2 separate regions of the Homo sapiens genome follow, and region 1 is linked to region 2. The links are chromatin contacts, found by Hi-C or POLR2A ChIA-PET in ENCODE. All regions are on one chromosome and are shown on one strand. The core of a region is the stretch at or near the end of the contact, and the rest is flanking DNA. Distances in the headings are between cores, read along the strand shown.

What was found. Hi-C counts contacts between places; a loop is a spot of excess contacts on that map. ChIA-PET counts read pairs that join two places held with the same protein, here RNA polymerase II (POLR2A). Pooled maps may share reads with other maps.
Region 1: a loop to region 2 is called in a map of MCF 10A, with 7 times the contacts of the local background. The contact joins two enhancer-like sites. A Hi-C loop is called at or near these places in 1 of 168 maps with a recorded cell type or tissue (MCF 10A) and 2 of 50 pooled maps. POLR2A ChIA-PET finds 5 or more read pairs at or near these places in 1 of 52 experiments (endothelial cell of umbilical vein).

What each region holds. Positions count from the first base shown.
Region 1 is chr11:13,206,512-13,210,525 of GRCh38, forward strand. No RefSeq gene overlaps it. Among named protein-coding and RNA genes, the nearest start is that of BMAL1, 69 kb to the right of the region's middle. RefSeq lists an enhancer at 737-1,294. Within about 2 kb of position 1,785, at least 16 of the 41 ENCODE cell types and tissues checked have a DNase peak (open chromatin) inside an H3K27ac peak, as active enhancers do.
Region 2 is chr11:12,328,189-12,332,104 of GRCh38, forward strand. It overlaps a transcript of MICAL2 not described here. Among named protein-coding and RNA genes, the nearest start is that of PARVA, 47 kb to the right of the region's middle. RefSeq lists an enhancer at 2,282-2,783. Within about 2 kb of position 2,368, at least 3 of the 41 ENCODE cell types and tissues checked have a DNase peak (open chromatin) inside an H3K27ac peak, as active enhancers do.

The DNA.
Region 1 (4,014 bases), core at 535-3,034, 880 kb after region 2:
ATTTATCCTGAGGAGATTAATCAACATAAACAAAAAGATGTTCCTCGAAGTATTAAGCACACTAACAAAATAATTAGAACCTGCCTAAATATTCAGTTGTGGGCCGAAAGGTTAGTAAATTATGATCAATTCACTCACCTAAATATTATGAAGTAATTAAATATGACAACTAGAAAGCCTACAAGATGGAAAAATTTATTAACGTATTATTAAGTGTAAAAAGCCAGAATATAAAAATGTGTTTTCACAATAGTAAGCAATATGTAAAATGATGCATGCAGCCTGGCCCTGCTAGGGTAAATTTATTCAGAGAGGCATCCAAATGGTCAGACCAGCAGCCACTCACAAGCACCTGGGCATCTCAGTCTTCAGGGACAGTTCATTGTGGATTGGTTTATAATTATTCCTGGAATTGCATCTACATTGCAGACAGTTTCATTCCAAAGAAGAGCCTGGGCCAGCAACGAGAACTCTGTGGAGTAGTAGCTGTCTGATTCTCTGTCCCAGGAGAAACAATGAAAGGCACCTTGGCACACTCCCACTAATCAGAGGTGGGGAAACACAAAGTCACATCCCCACCTCAGACACAGCTGGAACCCCAACATACTTGGATGGCCTAGGTCTTTACCTCCTAGGCCACGTGGTCAGCTGGAAGTGGCACTGCTCTGCCTCACTTGCAAATGACGAGGCCTCTCCCGCATCAAAAGTGTACTCGCTCGGGAGGCTGAGGTGGGAGGATGGTTTGAGCCCAGGAGGTTAAGGCTGTAGTAAGTTGTGATCACCCCATCCTGAGTGACAGAGAGAGACCCTATCTCTAAAGGACAAAGAATTAAACAAACAAAAACCAAAAAAAAAGTCTAGTAGCTGAGCCATGTCCTCAGGACACACCTAGGAGAAGGAATAAAGGAATCAGTGCGTTTGCAATGGAGACAGCTCCTCCTGGCTGCCTTGGGGTGAGATTCGTATTCTAATGGGTGCAAATCTAGAATTAAGTTCTATGCCTGATGAGAGGGTTGCACAAAAGACCAGAACAAGTGAAATATTTACCCTGTAGCATCGAGGATCATTGGAACATCTTTGCAAGGGATGTAAAAGGTAAGGGTTTGGAGTTTCAGGTGTGACAGGAAGAAAGAAGATGAAGCCCAGGGTAAGAATGCAGGGGAGGAGGGGCCGGGTAGGAGCAGAGACAGCAAACCTGAGGAGCAGGAGGAAAGTAGTGAGCACTGCAAGAATGGGAGGGAGCAGGGGGTGCTTTTAGAAGGAGTGAGTTATGCAGCACAGGGCCAGGCCTGTGGGTGCAGGCGCTTGCTCCTCCAGCCTTGTCCCCCACCCAGATCTGAAGGCTCCGTGCTCTCTCCCGCTTCCCCACCATTTTCTCTGCCCAAGTGCCTTCTGCCTGCTGATTGCCCTTATCTTTTTAGACTTAGCCCAGCTGATACCAGCTCTGTGAAGTGTTTCCCGATATTCCTCTCTCTCCCGACTTCCCTCTCTCCCCGAGTTAAGGACTTCCTGCTCTAGTGTCCCCGCAACGCCATCCACAGACCTCACCACAGCAGCTATCGCATTGCTGTAATTATTTCAAATTCCTCTTCCCCTACTAAACTGTGAACTCCCTGGGCAGGGGCCATGTTCTATTCATCTTTTCACCCCTTGCATGGGGCCTGACAAATAAGAAGTGTTCAAAAAGTCAACTGAATGAATTGAAAAAAAAAAAAACAAAACATTTCCTTGGATTCAGCTGAAAAGGCAATTGCAGTAATTTGAATTGTGCAATTTCCATTGTGTCGCCTTTGAAAAACAGTTTCACTTTTCCTCCTACTACCGATGACTCATTCCTGGGGCAGATAACACACATTTCTGAGGTGCAGAACTTCACTACATCAAATCTTTTGAAAATCTGTTTTTGAGTGTTCTTGTCTAAAGAGAAAAACATGATGAGCTTTCGTAATCCCTCAACTCAGCACTGAGTGATGGAATACTAAAGATGTTTTGGAAACCCTTTGATTACTGCAAAGCATACAAAGAAGAACGGGTGGGTGAATGATAAAAATAAAACGCTAGCATTGGCTACATGCACTGATCGCTTAACAAATGGTAGTTAATGTCAGGCATTTGGCTAAGTGATTAGCCCCATTTTCTCACTCAATACACAGAACACCTTACGAGGTCACCCTGATTGTCCCCACTCAGACAGGGAAATTGAGAATCAGAAAATGTTGGTAAATTTCTGTAAGCGGCAAAACCAGCATTTGAACCCAGACCTGTCTGATTCCAGAATGGTGCTGTTAACAACGAGGCCCCTATTTCTTCTAGACTGAGAAGGCACACACTGAAGTTGGATGCTGATTTTTGACAAGCCAGTGTCTAGGCAGGGACCCCACACAGCACCCCCATCCAGGCATTTCTGGGCAAACATGGTTTCAAATGGGCAAAGTGAAGATGAACATCCGCCCTCACATGAAACCTACATGATAATCAGCTGGCTTCTTCCAACTGCCCCTCTCTGCACCAAGTGCAGCCCTGGTGGCCTTATCTCCTGTCCACCCACACATAAGGGCAAAACAAAACCTTTTCTGCTAGGAGCAAAGATTCTAGCTCACTGCTTAATTACAACTTATTGCTCCTTGTCCCAGCAGTACCATGGCAACAAGTAGCATTGGCACAAGAATCAAAAGGGAGAAGTGTTGCCTAGCAACATAGTAGAAAAAGCTTTAGGATTCTGAAGGCCCGAGTTCTAGTTCTGGTTCTGACTCCCTGGGGCACTGTGGATAAGACCCAACTCCTCTGATCCTCCGTTTTTTGTCATCTGTAAAATGGGGGCAACTCATTCCATACATGTAGGATTGCTGTCAGGATCATTATTTTCGGGAGAGGAAAATTATGCCATGGATTAAGGCAGAAAGGGGAAAATGTGAAAGACTTACTAGGCCATGACATACTTTAGCCACTCCATGAAGAGTATACATTGGTAAAGCCTTTTTGGAGGTCATTAAGTAATAGCAGTCAATATTTAAATGTAGGTACCCTTTAACTCAGCAACTTCCTCTCTAGACATTGGTTCACGAAGATACACATAGGAGGTGAAAAACTGGAAACTACCTAAACGGTCTATTAAAGAGGGACTATAATAGATCAACACAATAGAACACTACAGAAGTTTTAAAAAATGAAGGAGCTTTTCTTTACTGACACGGAGAGACTTCTAACATACAATGTTTAGTGAAATGAAGGCAAGTCACAGACACACACACACACACACACACACACACACTCATCCATTCACAAATATACACAGGAAAATGCATGTCAGAAAGCCTGGAAGGACCTATGAGAAAATGTTAACAGTGGTTACCAAATTACTTCTCACTACTCCCCAAATAGGCTGTTTCCCCGCTACTTTTGCAAATGCCATTCCACCTCCCTAAAACGCCAGTCCTCCTTTCCACCTTCTGAACCCCAGCCCATCCCTCAGAGAGTAGGTAAGCAGCATCTCCTCTCCAAAGCTCTGCTGGTTCCCATCAGTGGACTTTACATCTCCCTCTGTGTCTGTATTGTCCCTATCATAACATTGAATTTTAATTATTTGTTTATGTATCTACACTCCCCCTTCCCAGTAGTCTATGAGCTCCTTGGGGAGCAGAATCACGTCTCATTCATCTTTGTTCCAGCAGGGCCTACCCAAGGCCATTAGTGCATTGAATGGAAACAAGAGGTTAAAACATGGTCAGAAATGAGAACAGCATGTGGAAGCTGTGAGCCCCAGTTTTTTCCAAAGCACCCTCCCAGACCATGCTTTCACGTATATTCATAGCTCAGAAGGTGTGCTCCAAGGACAAGAGGAGGAGAAAGTCAGTTTACCTTGATTATCTCTGTAAAGAACAACAACAAAAAAAAGAAAACAAGAAAGTCAGAAAGCCATGGATAAGGAGTGAGCTGGGTAAAAATTGCTTGAAGCAAACAAACAAACAAAATCCCAAGAGGTGTGTATGCATGTCAGCAAGTCATCCACAATCT
Region 2 (3,916 bases), core at 1,118-3,617:
CACTGGGTCTGTAACAATGAGTATGATGCAGTTTCTACCTTGAGAAGTTTATAGTCCATTGAGAGGCACACATAGGTAAAGAGGTAATCCACAATACAGTATGACAAATGCTGTCATAGGAACAAGCATTAGGGTACAACGTGAACAGAACCAAGAGGTTCCTAACTGATCTTGGGGCGAGGGAAGCCATCAAGCAAGGCTTCTGGGAAGGGGTGATCTATAAGATGAGAACCAGAGGAGGAACAAGAGTTAACCAGTAAAGAGGAGATTGTTTTGGCAGAGGGAACAGCACCTGCAAAGGTCAAATGTGGAAAGACATGAAATATCTTCACAAATGAGCTAGTGAAGGGTTTTCAGGTAAGGAGTGGCTTAAAGAAACCTACATTTTCGGAAATCTTCCAGTAGGGGTGTGGCTCATGAATTGGGGGGCCCTAAGAGTTTGTTGGGGGTATTGTCTCTTTAGTTTTATAATGTGATGTCTTCAGCCTTCAGCATTTGAGATATAAAAGGTGAAAAACTGAGCACTGAAATAATGTGCAATAATATAAACAACAGGTTACTTGTTACTTAACAAGTGAAACATTAGGATTTCAATTCTTTAAGAGTCCAGTTACATGAGAGCGATGAAACTAGCAGGTGCAGACCCAGATTTCCTGAGGCCTGGAGTTCATGCAAAGTCATGCATGTAAAATTGTGAGGGCTGCTTCCAGAACCTTGCAAGGACCCATCCAAGTAAGGGGTCCTGAGGTTTCAGTTTCATTAACTGCATGGTTAATTTAGCAACTAGATTTCAGGGAAATGCTAGAGTCAGACTTTACCTCTTCTGTGCTTCAGTTTTCTTGTTGGTAAATTGGGAGTGCTAATAATACTTGTTACTTGTATTTGTGGTGAGGATTAGCTAAAATAATTTATGTAATATCCATAGCCAGTGCCTGGCATGGAGCAGATGATTAATCAATACCTGTTTGTTTTTTTTACTACAATGCACTGGATTTCCTTGCAAAGATGACCCAAATTTGCTCATTAGAAATAGGCTTATTACAAATATAAAGAGTTTCTTGCTGCCTGGACTGAGAGTCACTGTCCATCTCTACAGCTGCTGTGGGACTTTTGGTAGAATGAACTGCCCTTGTTTGGTGCTTGGTCATATTCCCAGTCCAGAAGGCTCTGGTCCTTGTCTTTGACAATCTGCTGATCTCAGTGAGAGCATTAGAAAAGAAGAGGAAAAACCAGAAAAGCCAGGGCGTGCTTCAGTTTGCCGCCAGCAACACAGGCCAAGAGGTGGCATGGTGGGAAGTGGGGAGCTGTGGGCGCCAATAAGCCAATAAGCCCTGTGTTCAAATTCTATTCCACTCCGCTTAGGCTGAATAGTCCTGGGAAAATCACTTAACCTCTCTGGTCCTAGATTTTTTATCTGAAAAGTGAAGATAATAATCCCCATATTATCAGGTCATTTTGAGAATTAGAAGTGTTGATAGGCAAAGTCTCTACCGGAGTATTGCCTAGGTTGTAGGCATTTAGTAAACACTACTCATATCATTTTACAAAATATTACTAAGTATCCACACACATCTTCTTTTAAAGAATTTGTCTAATTTTTACTGCTTGAAATTTAAATGATAGAAACCAAAATTGTAAAGCATCTTCTGAAAATCTTCCTCATCCCCAAATATGAAAAAAAAAAAAAAAAAAAAAGAAAAGAGAGAGCTAGTTTGAGTTATAGCAAAAGAAATCTGGCCAGCTTGTGATGTTTCGGAGGTGTGCCAAGCCAGACAGAAGATGGATTCCATTCATTCCCTTTATATCCTTGGTAATTTAATTCCCCTGTTAAGTTTATGGGCCTTTTTCCCATGATTGTCCTTGTGTGGGTGACAGATGCAGATCAACAAGGGGCTGGAGACTAAAAGAGTCAAGACGGGAGAGTGGCCTCAAAAGCAACCAAATGGAAGTTTTGCAGACCAGCCACCAAAATTAATATACTCTAACTTGTAATAACATTTGTGCAATAATAATATTCCTTGGTGGTTTAATATTCTATTCAGTCCCTTTAAGAGATTGCCCTGTTGCTTAATGAATGACCAACGCTTATTAGGTTAAGTTGTATTTGAGCTGGCCTGTGCTGCTCCGGTTCAAGTGATTTAATGGGAATTATTTAATAGGTATTATTAGGATAATTAGAAAATGATCACAGTTAGGCAATAATATTGAGCTATAAAGGTTGTGAATAACCAAATTTAGAGACAGACCTGAAAACATGAGTAGTCTGCGACAGTTATGCAAGGCTCCTCTGATAATTATGTAGGCAGCCTGAAAGGGGCTTTTGTTCTGGGAGTTATTCATTAGGCGGGCATTGAATTAGAGGAACATGCGGGGGTGCGGGATGGAGGGCAATGATGGCTGATGAGCAAAATGAGGCTTTGATGAGCTCCTCATTGTCGTGACAACAATTCCTGCTTTCTTTTTTTACAGCAGTCAGAAATAAGCTCTCCCGCCCCCGGGAAGGGTTTTTCCCCATTTTGTCAAGGAAAGGGAAACAAAGGAAAACAAAAATCTAATAATCCACCCCAGATGACAAATCATTATGTTTTGCAGGACGTGGAGAGAGAGAGAGAGAGACAGAGAGAGAGAGAGAGGGAGAGACAGACAGAGAGAGAGAGAGACAGAGAGAGGGGTAGAGAGAGAGAGAGAGAGAGACAGAGAGAGAGAGAGAGAGTGTGTGTGTGTGTGTGTGTGTGTGTGTGTGTCTGTATGTGTGTGTCTGTGTGTGTGATGTCTTTGACAGAGGTAAGAGAGTCCCCTCTTGGTCCTAGCTGCCCAGGTGAAGGACCAGGATATGCAGTAACCTGATTCCTGGGGGCCCTACCACCTTCTGGAAAGAGGCCAAGCCCAGCTCTGCAGCCACTTAGACTCTTATTGGTTGAGGCACTGTTACCTACTGGCTTGTTGCTTGTCAATATGATGATCAGTGTTACATACTAGGGGCATGGAATACCCCAGTCTAGCAAGAGACCACCATTCAAATTTAAATGGTCTGGATAACACAATCTGGGCTTTCTTTCAATACCTGGAATCTGATGAAAACTGAGTAACTTCGAAAGAGAAAGGATTTCTCCCCAGGGGAGGTCGATGAGAATAATTATTCCCTTATAGCTTTACCAGCTTTGGGGAAGATTTACCAGCTAGTTGTCTGCATGGAGCTTCTTGCCTTTTTTGGAGCCAGATGGTTTCTTCTTCCCGGAGATTGAGGGGTTTACCAAGAAAAATTAGGATGCACAAAGTGCCAGCAGGTGGCAGCAGGAGCACACATTATGTGAGAAATGCTAGCGAAAGCCTCTCCAGGACCGGGGAGGTAGCTGAGCTTACACTCCATGGTTTTCACTGCTGCTGAGGACCCGAGGAATAAAAATTCCTGGATAATGTACAGTGAGGTGTCCTGGACAGAGCACAGGCATTAGAATCAGACACTCCTGAGTTTGAATCCCAATGTAGTCCTTATACAATTATTTACTTTTCTGCGAAATTTTCTCATCTGTAAAATTGAATGAATAATACCAACCTCACAGAGGTGGTATGAAGAAAAGATGAAGTGAAATAATGTTAGTAAAGCACCCACAAAAGGGCCTGAAATAAAATAGGTATCCAAAAATATTCCTTCTCTTTTCTTTTATGTCCCTATTATTATAAAACACAGCTGGATGGTCAATGACTTCTCAAATTGTATTTATTTGTTTGTTCATCCATTCACATTCATTTGTAACTATACTCCCTACAAGAGATTTAAGCCGGTTTCTCTAAATATTTGTAATACATGAATTTTGCATGCCTGATCCAAACAAGGATCTCAATGAGGACTCATTGTTATCACTCCCACACCCCCGCCACCACCGCCCCCAAAAAACAGTAATGCAATAAAAGC